Linked DNA regions of Homo sapiens: region 2 is linked to region 1. Evidence: chromatin loops called from intact Hi-C (ENCODE). Cell type or tissue: A673. All regions are shown on one strand. Each heading gives the region's core, and the rest is flanking DNA. Links, peaks and the distances in the headings are about the cores only.

What was found. A loop is a pair of places that touch in the nucleus more often than their neighbours do. Peaks named below come from ENCODE experiments on the same cell type or tissue, not always from the same donor. Only the 100,000 strongest peaks of a DNase experiment are listed, where the experiment ranks them.
Region 2: it touches region 1 in a loop (3-fold over the local background); 3 of 110 quality-filtered maps call a loop at or near these places.

Annotation. Positions count from the first base shown.
Region 1 is chr9:77,285,322-77,295,979 of GRCh38, forward strand. It overlaps VPS13A (vacuolar protein sorting 13 homolog A), which reads left to right. Exons shown (of 72, transcript NM_033305.3): 32 at 8,020-8,187; 33 at 10,221-10,525. Among named protein-coding and RNA genes, the nearest start is that of VPS13A-AS1, 110 kb to the left of the region's middle. RefSeq lists a silencer at 6,412-6,706. In A673, for the core only: CTCF peaks have their summits at 6,589 (motif pointing right) and 6,789; a DNase peak (open chromatin) is centred at 6,600.
Region 2 is chr9:77,421,652-77,432,309 of GRCh38, forward strand. GNA14 (G protein subunit alpha 14) reads right to left here. Exons shown (of 7, transcript NM_004297.4): 4 at 9,670-9,798; 5 at 7,256-7,385; 6 at 3,911-4,064; 7 at 1,428-2,518. The coding sequence ends at 2,328. Among named protein-coding and RNA genes, the nearest start is that of GNA14-AS1, 21 kb to the right of the region's middle. In A673, for the core only: no CTCF peak of the experiment used is centred there; DNase peaks (open chromatin) are centred at 5,270 and 5,760; H3K27me3 peaks cover 811 bases.

The sequences.
Region 1 (10,658 bases), core at 1,641-9,640:
AGGGTGGGAGCCCCCAGACCATTTGTTTGACTCTGTCTTGGAGCAGCATCCTCCATTTACTGTAGCACCATTGGACAAATACTGTTTTTATTTATATATGCCATAAGGTAAAAAGGATTCTTGCTGACCTGATAGTCTCATGAAAAACATATCATAGTAAATTAGTTTCTGATATCTTCTTCATAAAAAATATTTTGAAAGTAAAGGCTTAAAAAAATCCAATTTTTAATGCTTAATTCTTGGTGATGGGTACACAAGTCTTTCTAATTATTCTCAACTTTTCTGGCCTTGTTATTAGGCCAACACTTGCTTCATGAAATGAGTTGGGAAATGCTTTCTTCCTGTTTTCTGAAAAATTTGTATAGAATTTGCATTATTCCTTAAATGTTTGATGGAATTATCAGTGCAAATATTTTTTGTGTATAGTTGAGTCTGGGATTCACTTTATTTTATTTTCCATATGGCATTCAGTATCCAAAGGAGATCCACACACTGCATTTGATTGATATACCACTTAAGTCTGTTATAGTTTATGAATTTCCTTTAGTTTCTTCTCTGCCCTTGTGTTAGCCATTTGTTGCTATCTTATTTATTCTGTACAATTTTCCATAGCCTGTATCTTGCTGATTATGTTTTCATGCTATTTAACATGTTACTGTATCCTGTGTTTCCTTAAATCGGTATTTAAATCTCAGGGCACAGTGAGATTCAGGGTTTGGGAGTAGGGGTTGGCAAGATACTTCATAGTTGGTAGTGTGTGTTTTCATAGGAGGCACATAGTGTGTAGCTGTCTTTTTTTTCTTTTCTGTTTTGCACTGTCTTGGAATATTTTCTTTTTTTTATGTTAGAAGCTATTTGTTGTTATTTCCTGTAATTTGGTCTTGAAGTCTGTGTCTGGAGAGTGGCCATAAGCCAAAATAGCCACTTTCTAGCTTGCAGGCATGTTGGTCAGATGGGACATCGGGGAGGCAACACAACAAAACACCCTCGAGGGGTGCCCACCAGGGAGGCTGACAGGAAGTCTGGAGGCAGTAGGGACGTTTCTTCATTTATTAAATGGGAGAGTTCACCAGTCTTTATGCTGGTATCACCAATCATTTTGGCTTTTCAAAAGTTTATTCTCCAGTAGATTTCTTAGGCAGGGCTCATAGGAACAATAATCCTTATTTATATTTGCAGGGTAGTTTGACTGGATTTTAAATTCTTGCCTTGAATTTTCTTTTCTAGATGATCTTAAAACATATTACTCCATGTCTTATGGCCTAGTATTGGTGTTGACAGTTCTGATGACAGTTTGACTTTCTTTCGCTTCTAAGAACTTTGCCATTTTCCCCAGACATTCAGAGCTAATTTGAAGCTTTATGTAGGGACTTTGGACAGGTAGACATCACAGTTGATGGTCAGGAACTGGTCTAGCAATTTTATGGGTTCTCAGATTGAGAGTATCTCTTGTTCTTAGGCTAGTTAGTTTCCGTTGAGAAAAATACTATTAAGTATAAGCCTGGCAGCCTACATTCCAGAAGCCAATTGGTTGAAAGAAGTGGAGGCCTCATCATTTAGTTTATAGATTTTTGCTTAAAATAACCACTTTTTAACATGGTGTTTTATTAACCGTCTTTCTGTACCTGAAGTCTCCTAGACCACAGCCTTTCTGCTCTAAACTCTGTCGAGCAAATCTGTTCTGTTGAACTCGGAGAGGAACAGTCATATAGTCCTACTCATGTGACATGCAGAGGCTATTCGGTTTATTCTAAACTAATTTACCAGTATTTATATAATTATATAGATACAATTTATACATTAATATATATGTAAATTATATATGTATAAATACTGGTAAATAAATTAAGAAAAAACTAATTATATATATTATATAATAATATATTTTATATATACATAAAATTCTCTCTCTCTCTCTCTCTCTCTCTGTCTCCAATCACACAATCACAGCTCACTGCAGCCTCGACCTTCCCTGGCCCAGGTGATCCTCCCACCTCAGCCTCCTGAGTAGCTAGGACTGCAGGTGTGTGCCACCAGGCCCAGCTGATTTTTGTAGAGATGGGGTTTCAACATTTTGCTCAGGCTGCCCTCAAACTCCTGAGCTCAGGCGATCTACCTGCCTCGGTCTCCCAAAGTGCTGTGATTACAGACATGAGCTGAGCCACAGCGCCTGGCCTATTTGAGATACTATAGTCAGCAAAAGATAAAAAGCCCTTCTCCACGTGGAATAAATAGTAGTTAATCAGTAATATAAAACAATATTAGAGAGTGATATGTGCTTTGAAAACCAAGAAAGCAGGGTAATGTGACAGGTAATAATTCACGTGGCGTATTAGGATTATCAAGAAATGCTTTTTTACAGTAGAAACATTTGACAGAAATCTGAGCTGTGGATTTGAGCCCTGTTGAAAGAGCTTTCCAGGTGGAGGAAAGAGCAACTATAAAAGCCTTGTAGCAGGAAGGTGCTTGCTATATTCTGGGAGGTTTTAGGGCCCTCAGTAACCTTTGGGTAGAATTATTTATTAGTTTCTGTTTTGGTTTAGTTTTTACTTTTTAAAGTAAGATTTATTGAGACAATTTACCTATAGTAAAACTTACCTCTTTTAGTTATAATTCTGTGAGTTTTGACGAACATATACTGTTGTGTAACTTACCTTCAGCATATACAATGGGTCTGTCAACCCTAAATATTCACTACTGCCCTTTGAGGTTAGCCCTTCTCCCCATCCTAGCACCTTAGAATCACTGCACTGTTTTTCGTTCCTGTAGTTTTGCAGTTTCCAAAGTATCAAATAAATGGAATCATGCAGTTATGTAGTCTTTCACGTTTTTTTTTCTTAGCATGTGAGATTATAATTTTTGTCTTTTTATGTCTTGATCAGCCTGGTTAACGATGTATCGATTTTATTGATACTTTGAAAGAACTGGCATTTGTTTCAATTGAATGTTCTCTGTTTTTAATTTTATTTATTTATGCTCTTTTAAGATTCCTTCCTTCTGCCTGCTTTGGATTTAATATGCTCTTCTTAAGGTGGAAGTTTAAATTATTGATTTGAGAATGTCTTTCTGTTGTAAGCATTTGCTGCTATAAATTTTCCTTTAAGCACTGCTTTAGCTGCTTCCTGTAAGTTTTGATATGTCATATTTTTATTTTCATTCAATTCAAAGTATTTTCTAATTTCTCTTCTGACTTTCTTTTACCCATTGTTTATTTAGAAATATGTTATTTAACTTCTAAATATTTTGAGATTTTCAGATCCCTTTCTGTTACTGATTTCTAGTTTAAATTCATTATGGTCAGGGGAGAAACCGTTTCAGTTCGTTTAAATTTGTTGATGTTTGTTTTATGGCCCAGAACATATATGATTAATCTTGGTGAATGTTTCAAGTGTACTTGAAATTAATATGTGTTTTGCTGGGTTGAATGTTCCATTTGGGCAAGTAGGTTGGTGGATAGAATTATTCAGGCTACTGATTTTCTGTTTACTGGTTGTGTTGAAGCCTCTGATTATAACCATTGATTTGCCTGTTTCTCCTTTCAGTTCTTTAAGTTTTTTGCTTTGTATGTTTTGGAGATCTCTTGTTAGGTACATATAAATGTGTATGAATTTTATGCCCCTTTTGTGATTATGTGATGTGTCTTTTTATCTGTGGTAACTGTGCTTGTTCTGAAGTCTACTTTGGTAGTAATATAGCCATTCCAGGTTTCTTCGGTTAGGTTTGAATGGTCTATCTTTTTCTGTCCTTTAGCTTTTAATGGATGTTTTCTTGTTTAAAGTGGGTTTCTGTTTTTTGATGCAAAGTCTCACTGTGTTGCCCAGGGTGGTCTTGAACTCCTGTGTTTAAGCTCGCCTCAGCCTAAGTAGTAAGTAGCTGGGATTATATGTGCATGCCACCACATCTGGCTTAAAATGGGTTTCTTACAGTCAGTGTATATTTAGATCTTTCTTTTTTATCTAATCTGACAATCTCTTGGCTTTTAATTTGTGTTTAGACTATTTTATAAAACTAATTATTGATATGATTGGATTGTAATCTGATATCTCTAATTGTTTTCTGTTCTCTAATTTTGTTTATCCTATTGTATTCCTCCTTTTGGCCTGATTTTTGATTAATTATCATTTATTTTATGGTTTCTCTAGGGTTTACAATGTATATATCTTTAATCATAGTCTATCTTCCAATAATATTTTATTGTTGTACATATAGTGTAAGAATCTTACAATACCATGCTTCCAATTCCCATTTCCTATCTTTCTTGGTATCATCATAATTTGCTTTACTTTGGTGCATGTTGAAAACTCACAATGTGTACCTATTGAATTTGGTTTAGTCAGTTTTCTTTGGAGCAATTAGTTTTCTAAAGATGTTTTATATTTTTCTTCATTGCAACTCTTTCTGTAACTACTTCATGTAGTTTCTGTCTATTGTTTGTATTTCTCTCTGAAATACTTTCTCATTTCTTTTTTTTTTTTTTGAGACAGAGTCTTGCTCTGTCGCCCAGGCTGGAGTGCAGTGGTGCAATCTCAGCTCACTGCAACCTCTGCCTCCGGGGTTCAAGTGATTCTTCTGCCTCAGCCTCCCAAATAGCTGAGATTACAGATGTGTGCCACCACACCTGGCTAATTTTTGTATTTTTAGTAGAGATGGGGTTTCACCATGTTGGCCAGGCTGGTCTTGAACTCTTTGACCTCAGGTGATTCACCCACCTAGGCCCCCCAGAGTGCTGGGATTACAGGCGTGAGCCACCGCATCTGGCACTTTCTCATTTTTTATAATGCAGGTCTGCCAGTAATGACTTCTCTCAGTTTTTTGGGTATAGATGAGAAGGGAGCTGGGAAAAACCTTTATTTCACCCTAATTTTTCTGAGTGACATTTTTGCTGGGTTGTGTTTTCCCCCTTTCCAACTGTTAAAAGATGTGATTTCATTGTTCTTTGTTACACATACTTTTGATGAGAAATCTATGACATTTCTTATTTTTGTTCCTCTGTACATAATTGGTCATCTTTTTTGACTGCTTTCAGGATTTATATATGGTGTGACTAGATGAGTTTAATTGTGTTTTGATATTTGTCCTGTTTGGGCTTTTCTGAGCTACTTGGATGGATCTGTCTTTCAATATTTTTCATTTTTTTCTTCAAATAGTTTCTTTGCCTCTGTCTCCCTTTCTCTCCCCCACCCCCTGGCTCCCCTGTTTTCTCCTCCTCCACTTTTTCCCTGTTCCTCTTCTTGAATTCCTGAAATTCTTGCTGGATTTCTGTTTATAGTCCCACAGCCTTTGGATGTTCTGTTCAAGTTTTTTCCCCATTGTTTTCTTAGTGCCTTTTAATTCAAATAATTTATCTTGACCTATTTTCAAATCTACTGATTTTGTCCTTGGCTCTGATGAGTGTACTGACAAACCCACTGAAGGTATTTTCATTTATGTTACCATGTTTTTTAATCTTTAATATATCCCTTTGACTCTTCTTTTTTCCATTTTCTCTGCTATAATAATATTCACCATCTATTCATGCATATGTTCCACTAGAAGCCTTTACCATATTAATCATAGTAATTAAAATTAAAAATTTTAGTTTCAACATTGATGTTATAGATGAGTCTGATTCTGTTGATTCCTTTATTATTTGCTTGAATTTTTTCCCTTGCTTTTATAGGGCATCTCATAATTATTGATCGAATGTCAGACATCATATCATGCATAGCAGGAGTCCCCAACCCCCGGGCTGTAGAACGGTACCGGTCTGTGACCTGTTAGGAACTGGGCCGGACAGCAGGAGTTGAGTGGTGGGCGAGGGAGCATTATTGCCTGAGCTCCGCCTCCTGTCAGATCAGTGGGGGCATTAGATTCTCATAGTAGGGTGAACCCTATTGTGAACTGTGCATACGCAGGATCTAGGTTGCATGCTCCTTGTGAGAATCTAAAGCCTGATGCTCTGAAGTGGAACAATTTAATCCCCAAGCCATCTCCCCACCCTCCAACCCCCCAGCCCCACTTTTGTGGAAAAATTGTCTTCCACAAAACAGCTCCCTGTTACCAAAAAGGCTGGGGACCACAGATGCATAGCATAATAGAGACTGAGGTAAATATCATAGTATTTATGTCTGGAAACGGGGATGCCTCTTTTCTGCTAAGCTATTAGCTTGGGGTGGGGGGTTGAGCTTAGGTTGGTTTGAATTCCAGATTAATACGATTTCCTTCACTACATTACTGCTTCAGTTTCCTTTAGTTGTACCTTGTGCTTAGGGTGGCTGGAGGCTGTGTTGCTCAGATTTTGCTCCGTGCTGAGCCTTTGACCTTTCTTCTACTCTTGTACCTCAGAAAATTCTCTTTCCACATTCTTAGCTCTTTCCTAGATGTTAGAGGCTCCTGCTGCTTGTTTCTTAGTGCTTGTGAGCTTGATGTATTTGGGGAGAAGGCAAGGTGGTTTGGATAGGCTTGTTAGTGTTCTTGTCCATTTTCACTCCTAGCCAGGGCTGTTTCTGTGAGTCTCAGAAATGGAGTATTCTTGGCCATCCTGCCCCTCCTCCTCATGGCATCTGATTGATATCTCTCGTATTTCCTATGTGGGATTGACTATCCTTCCCTTCCCCAGCAGAGGGAGACCTCTAATCATCTGGCCCCAGGAGAGTTCTTGTTCTTCCCCTAGAGTTTTATTTTATTCTTGTCCCTAGGATACTGTATCTTCACCTGTGCCCTGAGGGAAACAAGGTTTACTGCCCTTCCCCTAGTTTCTTATGGCTATTGTTTTGAGTAGTTGATAATCTTGGTGGTGCTTTGGGCCTTTTCTGCAGTGGAGGCTCCTCACCTTTTCCAGGGTCATACCAAGGAAAGCCTTCTCTTGTTTCCCACTTGCACCCATCTCCCGTCTTTCTCAAGAGCTCCTCACGTGTGTGGCTCTCAGGGATTCTGCATCTCACATTAGTCCACACTTATCCTTTATCATTTTAGCTGAATTATTCTTACCTATATTGTATAGTATCTGACATCTCTTTCTCCTCTCTACCACAAGTGAGCTGGTGCTTATTTTCTCTCTCTCCCTGAAGGTACCTGTTTGTCCTTAGATTTTTAGGGATCTTTGTTGTCCTGTGACCTCAGATTGCTAATGGTTTTAAGAAAGTTATGATATCATAGTTTATCGGGTTTTTTTTCCTTTTCTTAAGGTTTGGAGGGGCCCTCACTCCAGCTTTGTGCACCCTAGGCAGAAGCAGGACTGTAGACTTCTTTTCAGCCCTGTCTTGTACCTCAGCCTTCGGAGGTCACTTATACCTCTGGTTCTGGAGGATTCTTTGTTCTGTAGTTGTAACTGATTTGCTTGTTGATGGCTCTTCAGCTCCCTGTTCTTGCTTGCTTCTAGCATTTAGGAGAATTGAGAAAGTTATGAGCTTAGTGCTCTGTCCCTCTTCCAAAATTTTTTTTAACATTTTACATCTCCTGTTGTCGCCACCATTTTTAACTGTTATTGCAGAGCTTGAGATTTTTAACCACTGTAGGTAATTTCTGGTTGGCAATTAAGATGGCCCTTTACAATCTGATAAGGAACAGAAGTATAGCAATAGGAGGAGACTCCTTTGAAGAATCCAGAAAAATCTATTCACATACCTCAAATCAGGAATAGATTTCAGTAAGGTGTAGATATACAGTGTTTTTCAAATTTTTGTCAGTCAATCAAGAAATACATGGTTACTCTCATTACGAAAGTATACTTGCAAAATGAAAATGCATATTCAGATATTTCCTCTTCTCCATTAAAAAAAAAAGAAAAAAAGCTGGAGCCACACCTACTACCTTGATTTTATGACCCACAAAGGAAATTGCCACCACCAATTTGTAAAAGTTTGTAGTGTAGGTTCCAATAAACCAGTTACAGTAGAATTGTTGCCTCATTTGTACTTGGCTTGTGAATACTTGGGAGATTTTCTAACTATGTTTTGTTATTTTTTACTGTTTTATTTTTGTACTGAAAATACATCATTTCAAAAATGGATTGTGATAATTAAATTTTCTCTTATTAAGGCTGTTTATATCACTGGAAAAGAAGTTTTCAGCTTCAAAATGGTTTCTTACATGGATGCAACTGCTGGTTCTGCATACACAGATATGAATGTGGTTGACATTCAGGTTAATTTAATAGTTGGTTGCATTGAAGTAGTTTTTGTCACGAAATTTCTATATTCTATATTGGTAAGTATTTTATTAAATTATTATTTATTTTATACTAATTGGAAATTGCTATATGTCAAATATGGATGAAGACTAGTAAGAATTCCTTGCTTGAGATTTTTTCTGATTTTTTAAATCTTCTGGGTACCATTTATTATACATAATAAATGTGTAGTTCCTTATTTATATAACATCGTTTTGACATAGGAATATTCTAATTAATTGAAATATATATTTCATATAGTAACATTAAGTTTATGTGCATTATATATCATAAATATGTTATATATTAATTAGAACCTTCGTTTTATATGTCATTGGCTTAAGTCTTCGTTTTACCTGACTTGCAACTATAATTTAAAAATACTGAATATATAATTGAAGTTTGTTTTGGTCTGAAGTCATCATTAAGAAAAGGTTATTTTAATTTTCTAGAGACAAGGTCTTGCTCTGTCACCCAGGCTGGAGTGTAGTGGCATGATCGTAGCTCATTGTAACCTTGAACTCCTGGATTCAAGTGATCCTCCCGCCCCAACCTCCTGAGTAGCTGAGACTACAGGCACATATCACCATGCACATACCACCAAGCTAATTTTTTTTTTCTTCAAGTTTTTATAGAGATGGGGTCTTACTCTGTTGCCCAGTCTGGTCTTGAACTCCTGGCCTCAAGTGATCCTCCTGCTTTGGCCTCCCAAAGCGCTGAGATTACAGGCATTATGTCTGGCCCAAGAAAATCATATTTTCGATTGCATTGTCATTCTGTGAATATCAGGGACTTTAAGGAGTTAGATTTAACCCCTATATGACTCCACCCTAAGGCATTTCGGTTCTTATTTCGGCTTTTCTTGTTTCATTTTGTTTCGGTTTTTGTTTTTCCCTTGCTGTCAGCTGATATTTTTTCCTGTGGGTGTCACACCTATCTCCATAACATCACTATTCATTCTTTTAAAATGCTGTCTCAGTGTTTTAGTGTATGAACTAGGTAATCAAATCTAAGGCTGTAGTGGAATAAATAGGCCAAGTGTGGCAATTCTTATAAGCAAGAAAAGTATTTGCGTGTTCATTTGAATGTATTTGGGAATGTGGAGCCCTCTTTTGTTATTTCAAAATTCTAAGTTAATTCCATATAATGTTGCTGTTTTGTGATCTTTTAAGCCATAACATCATTTTGTACACAAAAATGTAAAGATAAACAAGTATTCCTTGTTGAATTTCTTCTCTTTTAAAAAAAATTAGAGTTGGGTTCTTGCTCTGCAGCCCAGACTGGAGTGCAGTGGCGTGCTCCTAGCTCACTGCAGCCTCAAACTCATGGGCACAAGCAAATCCCATCTCAGCCTCCCAAGTAGATTAAATTAGTAGGGACAACAGGCCCTGCTAATTTTTTATTTTTAATTTTTTTTTTAAGACACGATCTCGCTGTATTGCCCAAACTGGTCTAGAACTACTGGCCCCATGTTATCCTACTACCTCAGCCTCTTAAGTAGCTAATTTATTTTTATAACCAAAAAAATCATGTCACTTGAGCCCTCTTGTACTTATACTTAGAAATTACTAAAATGTTAATTTTTTCTTTGAACATGAAAATTAGGTATAAGAGTATAAATATAGATAATTATATTTTATGTCATTGAAGTTTTTTTTTGGAATTTGGAAATTGGAAAATTATTTTGAAACTTCTTAAACATATTTTATTTATTTATTTACCTTACAAATATAAATAAGCTCTCTGTCCACTGAGGTTGTATAGAGAAATAGGGTTGTTTTTCATTAGGGAAAGTGAGATAAGGGAAGTAGATATCTGTAAGACATTCCAGTGATCCCATTTAGCTTTGTTCTGAGGACTAGATTTTTATTTTATCTGTGTCTTTGTGTTTCTCAGTTTTTGTGGCAGAAAATTAAGATTTAATATAGACAGTAAGATTTTGAATAAATAATGCTTGGTTGTATCAAGTAAAAGTTTTTTTTTAAATGGAGGTAAAACCATAAATATCAATATATATTTAATAAGTCGTATTTATTAATAACCTTAAGAATATAATTCTGTTATCTTACAGGCTTTTATAGATAATTTTCAGGCAGCTAAACAAGCCTTGGCTGAGGCAACTGTTCAGGCAGCTGGAATGGCTGCTACTGGTGTAAAAGAACTCGCACAAAGGAGTTCCAGAATGGCACTGGATATTAACATCAAAGCCCCAGTTGTGGTCATCCCGCAGTCTCCAGTTTCTGAAAATGTTTTTGTTGCTGATTTTGGACTAATTACAATGACAAATACCTTTCATATGATAACAGAGAGCCAGAGCTCTCCCCCACCTGTTATTGATTTGATAACAATAAAGCTGAGTGAAATGCGACTATACAGGTAAGCTTTTCACAAGTATATTTGTGTGGAATGCAATATTTTTCTAACTTTTTAAAGACTTTGATGTCTTGAGTAGTCTGTTTACAGTGAGATTTTATTTTATTAATTATACATAACTTAGTGATTCTCTCTT
Region 2 (10,658 bases), core at 861-8,860, 140 kb after region 1:
CCCAAGGTCCTGATTTTTCAGTCAAAGCAGGCGACATTCCAGCCCAGCATGATCATTGCTGACTAAAAGCTTGGGGTGGTATAGTACCTAGTAAATTCTCTTTTTTTTTTTTTTTTTGAGACAGACAGTATTGCTCTGTCACCAGGCTGCAGTGCAGTGGCACGATCTCGGCTCACTGCAACGTTCACCTCCCAGGTTCAAGTGATCTTCCTGCCTCAGCCTCCCGAGTCGCTGGGACTACAGGTGTGTGCCACCACGCCCAGCTAATTTTTGTATTTTTTTTTTTTTAGTAGAGATGGGGTTTCACCATGTTGGCCAGGATTGTCTCGACCTAGTGAATTCTTAACCACCGACATTCTGTCTCTTAACCTTAGAAAACTCCGCATGACTCATTTCCCCAGTAAGTAATGAGAATATTGAATGAAGGGCCAGGAGAGAATTTTCTACCAGCAGAATCAGTATTGGCAGAGGTAATTAATTCACCTCTGACATTGAGAGTCTAGCCTTTCCATGCCTTAAGAAAATATTGTTACCACCCTTTGAATGACTTATTTAACAGCCCTCCCACAACCAGGATATGGAAAGCCATCATTTTCTTATATGCTTTAAGTAGTCAGCCAACTATAAATTAACAAAAACTCAATGCAAGAAAGTGCTTAAAATAAGAAATGGAATTCTTCATGGTTTAATTTCCCAGATGACTGGATTCTGTTGAACCCTTTTTATGTTAATTGGCTAGTGAAACCCAGTCCATAGCCTTTAGCCCATCGTTGGTGGGGAGGGGAATTGTCTTGTATTTTCTTTGTGCTTCTAGATATCCTAAAGAGCTCCATTCCCCTCTCTCTGTTCTCACGCAAAACTGTCTCGGCTATTTCTGGACTTTACTGTTCTAGATAAATTTTAACATCAATTTGTGAACTTCCACAAAAGCTGTTGCTATTGCATTTATCTCTTGAGTGAGGATTCATATTTTTAAAGCTAGATGTTGCTATTGTAGAATTGCTGCATATCAGAATAATTTCAGTCTTTTTCAGCAATTGGAATTGTTCCCACAGAATGGGGACACATGGTTCCATAACATATGTAGCCAACCGAGGTGCATTTTATAGACTGATTTGAGACAGATATTTCATACCTTACGTCCCCAAATGGTGTATGTGTGTGTGCACACACATGTGTGCACACATGCACAAAACCATCTTGGCCTTTAGTGTGGAGCACTCTTAATTCCCAGAGGATTCTCCTTCTGCTTGACCCAGCCAGCTACTGAGGGAACTGCAGCATGACACGATGATGCGCAGACTTGCCTTGAAAGGAGGAATCTTAGGAAAGTTTCCGAGTTACTATTAAGGCCACAGCATTTTTCTGTTTAGGAGCAGAACCATCAGTCAACCATGAGCTCTAAGAAACACAACATAACCCAGTGCTAATAGCAGAATGGTATATTCTTAGCCTCCTCAGAAAGGCACAGCATACATAATTCAAACAGCAAATCTGTGGTGGCCATCAGAACTTTGGCAGGGTTACGTAACATTTGTCAAACAATGTGGACTTCTAGCCATTTCATACATTTTTAAGATCTGGTCATATACATTGGGGGTAAAAATGTACACACACACACACGTGCACACACACACATTTTTCACCAATAAAACATATATGCTATCTAGAGCCCATTTACTCTATGTCAGCTTTGGCTTCTTGGTGATCAAACTGTGGCAAAGCTAAATTAGATATACTTATATATCCATTAATTTGGCTTAGAAAGTTAACACACAAAAAGAACCAAGTGTTTAAAAAAAATCTTTGGTGGCATGTTAAAGGAGTCACCCTTCAGCATGAGGTGAGAAACACAATTAAAAATGTCTCTAAATTACAAGGTTTAATAAAAAGCTTCAAACCCATTAACATTCTTATTTTTAAAAAAGTCACCCAAATTAACTCTAGAGGTTTGAAGGCATGATCTATAAACTAACAGGCTCCTTGCTTACATAATTTTAATCGCTATTTTTAAACATATTTAAAACTAAATCAAAGTGGCTTTTAAAAATTCTAGAAAACACCAAATTCAAAAATTACACAAAATCTTATAGCCAAAAGTCAAGAAAATAATTATAAACACAATTTGGGATGTAAGGACTTTTAAAGTATGTTGGTAAACTCAAATATCTTCCAAGTTCCATCACCCATCTCTGTCCCCACGATCTACATGACATCCTTAGTTCCTGGCATGGGGCTGGCTCTGGTGATGTCAGAAGCACTTGCAAATAAAACAAGGAGTTTGCAAATCACATCTTCTGTTATAGGGGAGGAGTGGGCAGCAGCTTTTAGACAAGGTTGAATTCCCTTAGGTTTAGCTGTAGAATTGTGTCTTTGACAGCAGCAAACACAAAGCGAATATTGTCTGTATCTGTAGCACATGTGAAGTGAGAGTAGATGACTTTCTCTTTGTCAGGATTCTGATCTTGGTAAAGCTTCAGGATAAAGTCTCTGGCAGCTCTGACATCCTGTTTCGGTCCTAGTCACAAGTGCAATTACAGGAATAAAGACACAGACTTAACACCATGTCCTCCCAAGAACCTTTTTTTTGAGACAGAGTCTCGCTCTGTAGCCCAGGCTGGAGTGCAGTGGCACGGTCTCAGCTCACTGCAACCTCTGCTTCTGGGGTTCAAGCAATTCTCCTGCCTCAGCCTCCCAAGTAGCTGGGATTACAGATGCGTACCACCACACACAGCTAATTTTTGTATTTTTAGTAGAAACGGGGTTTTACCATGTTGGCCAGACTGGTCTCGAACTCCTGACCTTAGGTGATCCACCTGCCTTGGCCTCCCAAAGTGCTGGGATTACAGGCGTGAGCCACCGTGCCTGGCCCCAAGAACCATTTTTTAATGTATTCTTGTTCTTATTTGAGATCCTGCTTTGATCCATCTTTATTTCCAGGGAACGGTTTACCTGGAGCATTATTTTTATGGTATCTCATCATGAACCCATAAAATAGTCATATTTTAAAATGTCCTCTGGTATCTAAAAATTGTACTTTACAGTGATTTGTTTAAACATAGTGACCCAATTTGTCTGATTTGGACCACTATTGAAGAGAAGTAATCCTGGCTAACACATATGGACAGACAGCTCTGGTCTAGGAGAGATAAAAGGAAGAATGTGGGAACTAACATCAGGCTGATTTTAAAGCTCGAGGGTGCTACACTACACAGCCAGTATGGTTAGTAAAAGGGGAAAGAAGAGTGCTAAAACATGAATCCACTAAATATCAGTGTCAAACTTAAGGTTTGAGACCTCCTGTACCAGAAACAATTAGCAACAGGGCATGAGACTCTCCTACCTTGGACAGGTTATGTGAGTCCACCATGTGTCTGGGAAAAGGGATGCCACACTCTAACATACACATAAGAAGCACCAGGTGCTCTGACTGGCATGAGGAATGCACAGATAAATCAAGCAGAGTCTCTACCCTCATGGAGCCGACTGGGAAGAGAGCTGAGTGAGCAGAGGATATGACATAGCATGATGTGGCCAAGAGAGCAAGCAGGGGTTAGGCTGCTGAGGGAGCAGAAAGGAGGAGGCACCCTTCCTGCAGACCAGATGGGCAGGGGAAGCCAGAAAGGCTCCCAGAGAAGGGGAGGCCTTTGCTGGGTTTTGGAGAACAACATGGAGGCAGCGAAAGGAGTTGGTAAGGGTATTCCAAGCACTGAGGGAAGCACATGTGGAGGTGCTGTGGTGAAAACACAACAATGGTGCAACTAGAGCTTCTGTTTGAAGGTGGGAATAGGGGGAGAGGCTATTGCAGGCAGACCAGGGAGGCCCCTTTGAGCCGTGATAACTCTAGACTGATGCCCGGGAGGTGGACGAGATCAGCACAGAAAACACTGTCCACAAGATAGACACTTACCTGTGTATTCTGGGAAATAGCTAATTAGATGAGAGTACATGATTTTCTCTTCCAAAAGATCCTTCTTGTTCAAGAATAAAATCACAGACGAATTCAGAAACCAGGGGTAGGTGATGATGGTTTTAAATAAGGCTTTGCTCTCTTCCATGCGATTCTAAGTGAAAAACAAGGGACTTGGGATGAAGTAGAAAGGAAATATTTTGGAAACAACATGGCGCATTGCCAGTCCATCCATCTCTTCCCTTGCCCCGCCGCAGTCTCTGGGCCACTGTCTGCTGAAGCTGGTGAGCATGTGGGGCCCCAGGCTACAGGCCTCCTGCTTCTGTTTGCCCCTCCCCAAGCCTCTTACTAACCATCCCCTTCTGGGTCCCCTCTCCTGTAGCATCCCAGCTCTTCTCCAGCCCAAAACTCACATGGAACGAAGTAAGAAAGGCTTTGGTGCAGCTTGGAAAAGGAAGGTTCCTACCCACGTTTCACAAGTTTCCTGTGTCATGTGATCGTTGGGATTACTAAGTGGGGAAGTGCCAGCTTCAGACCTGACACGGCCACCTCAGTTGGTTATGGGCTTCCAGACTGGGCCTCAGCAGTCAAGTGACAAGGCTCTTCCAGCAAGGCCACTGGCCCTAGGAATGCTAGAAGTTGGCAGAGACAGGACGCACTGCTACTGGGAACCCACCCTGTGCCACACTTTACAAGCAGAGCAGTGGCCCGTTTGATGGGTGACCATACTGTTGTTCAGAACTTTTTTTTTTTTCCTTTCTGAGATGGAGTCTCGCTGTGTCGCCCAGGCTGGAGTACAGTGGCGCGATCTCGGCTCACTACAACCTCCAGCTCCTGCATTCAAGTGATTCTCCTGCCTCAGCCTCCCGAGTGGCTGGGACCACAGGTGCATACCACCACACCCGGCTAATTTTTTGTATTTTTAATAGAGACGGGGTTTCACCGTGTTAGCCAGGATGGTCTCAATCTCCTGACCTCGCGATCCGCCCGCCTCGGCCTCCCAAAGTGCTGGGATTACAGGCATGAGCCACCGCGCCTGGCCTTGTTTAGAACATTCAAATAACTTTCCCAAGCCCATGTAATAGTGGGACCTGGGGAAGGTTGTGTAGAAAGACAGTGATAATTTCTAAATGTTAGACATTGGCAAGAAGATATTAAATGCTCCTAATTTACTGAGAACAGACAGGGCACAAACAAATCTTATCTGTGACAATAATTGTTCTAGATAGCATTCTGCTCTTTCTCAAGTATTTCTAAGAGGAAAGAAACAAGAACTTCCCTGTAGGGAGGGAAGGGATCACAGTGAAAAACATCCAAGCTCAGCACACACACTCAAGAGGGACACGCCATAAATCACTCTTTCCCCACAACTTCCAGACACCCAGGTTTGTTCTGCCACTCAGTACGCATTGGGGGAATTACGATCTGGAATGTATTAAAGCTTTAAAATTATTATGATCTGAATGATAATGATCTCCAAGGAAATAAAATATATGAAAACTTCCCAGACAGTATACAGAGTGGATATAATACATATCTACAACCAGGAGGGGAAAGTCTGGAGTGGCAACCACTTAATTTTTCTCCAAATATTTTGTGATTTTTAGAAGAGAAAATGTTTAATTTCTAAGCACTTTGGGCTGAGATACTGGTCCCTTGTGCACCTTACTAATCGTTTGAGTTTCCTGAGGAACGTCACAAATAATTCCTGAAACAAATTTGCAGCTATTTTTTTTATATTGATAACTGAATGTCTTGCCTTTAAAAAAAAAAAAAAAATCTCCAACTGAGAGGGCTGGGCGACAGCCAGCATTTCCGTTCTTTGCACAATGACACAATTAAATGGGTTAATCCTCCACTAATTAGGTAATATAAGCTATGCTCCTCAGAGAAAAGTGTGCTCTCAAGAAATACAAGATACAATTTGTTCAGTTATTGCCTAATCCTGGACTGAGTCCTTTATTGATTTACTTTCACGCCTTGGAAACAAAAGACATTTTTTAAAAGGTCAAGAGGTCTTAATGCAAGTTCAGGGGAAAAGATGACGAGGAGGACATGAGTGTTCCACCGATACTGTCCCCAACCTGACAGAGAAGTGGCTGTGAGGGTCCTCTTCACTCTCAGGGCAGCTCCCACTGATGGAATTGGAAGCAGCCAGTGCTATGGCCACTCTGAGGGGACAACGCATGCCTGACCAGGCTGGATCCATCCCAGCTGCCCTGAGGGAGTCCCTCCCAGGAGACGTGAAGGCAGATGCAATCCCAGACAGCCCCAGAACAGCTCCAAGCATCTAGCACCACTGCCCACCCCAGTTCCACTAGGGATCTAATTTGGGAGCACCATGGGCCTATGGAGGTTAGGAAGCCTGTGCCCAGGTAAAGTGTTTTAGAGATAGTGCTGCTCGGCATTGGTTGTGCAGTAGAATCCCTGGTGGGCTCTCAAAAGAAGCCTCAACCTAAACCCAGTAAATATGAATTTTTAGTGTTCAGTCCAAGAGATGGCATTTTTTCTTTTTTTTTTTCTTTTTTTTTTTTTGAGATGGAGTCTCGCTCTGTTGCCCAGGCTGGAGTGCAGTGGTGCGATCTCGGCTCACTGCAAGCTCCGCCTCCCGGGTTCACGCCATTCTCCTGCCTCAGCCTCCTGAATAGCTGGGACTACAGGCGCCCACCACCACGCCCGGCTAATTTTTTGTATTTTTTAGTAGAGACGGGGTTTCACCACGTTAGCCAGGATGGTCTCGATCTCCTGACCTCGTGATCCACCTGCCTCGGCCTCCCAAAGTGCTGGGATTACAGGCGTGAGCCACCGTGCCCAGCCAAGAGATGGCATTTTTAAAAACCTCGCCAAGAGATTCCACTGTGCCACCAAGGATGAGAACCTAGGCTTTTGAATAGGTTCCGACCTTAGCAGCACAGTGGATTCACCTGGGGTGCTTTTTAAAAATCCCCCCACTCAGGCCCCATTCACCACCAATTCATTCAGAATCTCTGGGGTTGGACTCAGGCACCAGGTTTTTGTTAAGTCCCTCAGCAAACTCCAGTGTGCATTCAAGTTTAGAACCCAGGTTCCAGGCCCGTGATTCTCAGCCTTTCATATGTATTTGAATTACCTGGGTTCTTGTTAAAATGCAGATGCTGATGTAGTTGGTCGGGGTTGATTCAGTAAGACTGCATTTCTAACAAGCCATGCAGGTGATGCCTGTGCTGCTGGTCCACAGGTCACACTTTGAGTAGCAAGACTGTTTGACCTAATGACGAGGGTCTATTTCCTGACCCGGCTGCCTTCTTAGAAACCACAGAATAGGCTCTGGCTTCCACAGCTACCCAAACTTCCCGCCCAGCATACCTCGTTGTCACACTCAGCCAGGACCTGGTCATATTCACTCAGAGCAACCAAGAAAATAATGGAGGTGACACTCTCAAAGCAGTGAATCCACTTCCGTCTTTCCGATCGTTGGCCACCAACATCCACCATCCTGTTGTGTAGAAACACAGATCCTTCAAAGGTTGGAATACATGACACTTCGGGGAAAAAGGACATGAATTATAGCATGGAAACCAGTGCTCTTGGAGTCCTCAGTAATTTCTAAGAGAGAAAAGAGGTTCTAAGTTTTAAAATGTTTGATGCTGCTGCTTTAAGCAATGAGGGACCACTGGATGTTTCCTAGCAAAGAAGGGAGAGAATGTAAATGACATTTCTGAAGACATGCAGAGGTGACTCAGGGAGCCTGCCGGTTAGGAAGCTAACCAGTGTCCAGACAGAAAACGCAAACGTTCACTTGGGTTCTGTGACAACCACTGTAGAGTCCCTGGATACCAGACTCAAGAGGGACGCAGCGGCCAGCTGTCTTCCGGGTCTCCCAGGCTGGCTTCAGGACCCGAGCCTATTCTGTTTTTGTGGCTCCTCTAACTTACCTGTAAATCCTTTCTGCATTCCCTGGATGCCACCTCTTGTTCCCTATAAAAACCTACAAGTGTCCTCTGTCCAGTACAGAAATCCAAAGCCTCTATATCTGTGTCTTTGGGAAAAATTTCAGCAACTCCTAGCCCAGGGATCATGAGCTCAAATGCTACAAGAATCAGGCAGTTTATGGGAATGAGCCAAGTGGGCTCCCCAAAGTACAAAACATACATGGCACAACAGCCGGGGGCCCTGTCTACAGGGAAGCCTGCCGCGTACCTGCAGCCAAGCTCTGCAGAACAAGACGCAGGCTTGCCATGACCACAGTCTCTGCCTTTTCAGGAGAAACAAGGTATCCAATGTGTTAGCTCAAACGTTTTTTTAGTAACACCAAGTGAGCCAAAGAAAATACATAATGGACCAGATACAGCTGCCAAGTAACCCCCACCCACCCCTACATCACCACCCCACCACACACACACACCAGTCCCTGAAGGCACTGGGTCATTGTGGTTAGGTGGTCCACAGGCCAACCACCCAGAACTGTTGTCTGGAAAAGTGCAGGAAGGAAAATGAAAAATTCAATACTGTTCTTGAACCATGTCCTGGAGGTGCAGCCACTCCCACAATGACATGTTCATGGCTGGCTATCACAGCAGGGAACCGATCTTGAAACAGGACATTGCAATTGTCAAAAGGTTGAGCTTGAAGAAGCCATTCTATAAAAGCCTCAATTTCAAAGATCGGAATTTTTCAGCCAGAAATATCCCACTGGGAGAGGTGCTCTGAGTTGTAAAGTAATAGATTTCACTGGTGGATGATGTTAAACCCATTCACCAGCCTCTAGAAAGTAATGCAAAACCCATTCATCGCAGTCCAAGAAGGATAAACTTAGAAGAAATAAAAGTATTTTTTAAAACAAAACGAATAAACAAAATCCTTGGGAGTCTGAGAGGTTTTGGACATTGCAAAAAGCAGTTAATTGTGAAAAGGTTTAGAGAAATTCATGGGCACACAGGCACAGAGGGCTACTATTAAAATCAGGGATATGCTAATATAGATGGGGGACATGTTTGAGGGGCTGGACCTGAGGGCTTCCCAAACACAGCAATTCTGGAGAGAGAAGCACTGAGCTATAACTGGGGATCAGACAGGACCCGGATGTGGGAGGACTGATGTGTTGTCTCAACTAGAAAATCGTGTGTGATAATTGTTAGGAGGAACAAGGGAAACAGTGGATATAAAAGTGCTTTGAAATGTGCAGTGCTACATATATGCCCTATATTATTATTCATTTTTTACCATAACTAAATGCAGTGAAGATTCACTAAGTCATCCTAAAAGTATTTCCTATATTTGTAAGTGGAAATGCATACATTTTTACACAGCTGTTAGTTTGTACATATTATTCTTCACAGTTTTCATACACATTTTTTGTATCCTTAATTTTCTAAGGATAAATCTTGGAGAAGGAAATAGAGGAGAAAGGAAATATGATTCATCTTTAAGGAAAAGACATCGATAATCACTACATTCAATTTGTGGGATACAGAAGTATACATTTGTGTGTGTGTGTGTGTGTGTGTGTGTGTGTGTGTGTGTATGAGTGTGTGTTACACATAAGAATCATTCCAGTTTCCAGTAAGGAAACCCTTTTTCTCCAAGGGTAACAGGAAGGTGACTTCCTCTCCATTCCAGGGTTGAGACCTACCTACCACAATTCTAAATACCCTTGGCAGAGAGGGTCACTCTGTCCTAAGAGATATAATCCCTGCTTAGGAATAACACGTTTAAGAATCCACCTGGGGACTTCCAAGCCTGGGCAGATTCTTCATGGTACATCAGGGAGACAGACTTACCGAAAGATGATGTTTTCCAAGTCAAATGGATACTCAATGATGCCGGTGGTGGGCACTCGGACGCGAAGCACATCTTGTTGGGTAGGCACGAATGATGGTGTGGCGATGCGGTCAATGTCAGTCAGGTAACTGTATATTAGAGAACGAGGAACTGACTCTCCTTTTAGAGCAGGGGGAAATGTCCATCCTACTCAAAGGAAGTCACCCCCCACTCACAGTGAGCCCCACACAGACACACGAATTCCATCAATGACTTTCCTGAGAGCCAGTGCCAGGCCAGGCTTCTCCATCCTTCCTACGACTGTTTTGAAGACAATATGGGTCAGAAGGACTTCCATGCGCCTTCTGGGACATCTGCAGAGCACTCCGTCTCTTCCTCCTGGGTTCTAAGCTCTATCGCTTCTATTTGACCAGCGAGGGAGACAGTGGGGCTGGAAGGACCAGGATGTTGGAAATGGCTCTCTCCAACACCCCATCTGTCATCCTCCCTCCAGAGCCCCTTCTCCCTCCCACTCACCCTTGTCCAAGAGCATTATATAATGGAGATGCTGTTCTCTAAAGCTTTGCTCAATGAATTAAATAGTTTCTAAGAAAATACACAGGCGTAAAACAGGCCGAGGAGAAATTCAAAACAACAGCAACAAGAACAAGTTTTCCTCTTGAAGACACTGGGAAACTACATCTCCTAAAATAACCCAAAACTTGCCTTAACTTATTTTTGGCCATATATTGAAGCCCTGAGCTTAAAACATATTTTTTTTTTCTGTAGTAAAATAAGAGAATCCTTTAAAAAAAAAAAAAACTTTAAGGCCTTTCTAAAAGACACTTTTAGGTAAAATAACTGTAACTCAGGCCCTCGCTAACAAAAGAGTTGTAGATGCAGAGCCCGCTGCATGCTGAGGTCGGCCCTGCCCTGTCCCAGCACCGCATCAGGGGCTGAGCAGGTCCGCATGCAGGCTAACCAAGAGGTCACAGGCAAACCCTGTTCA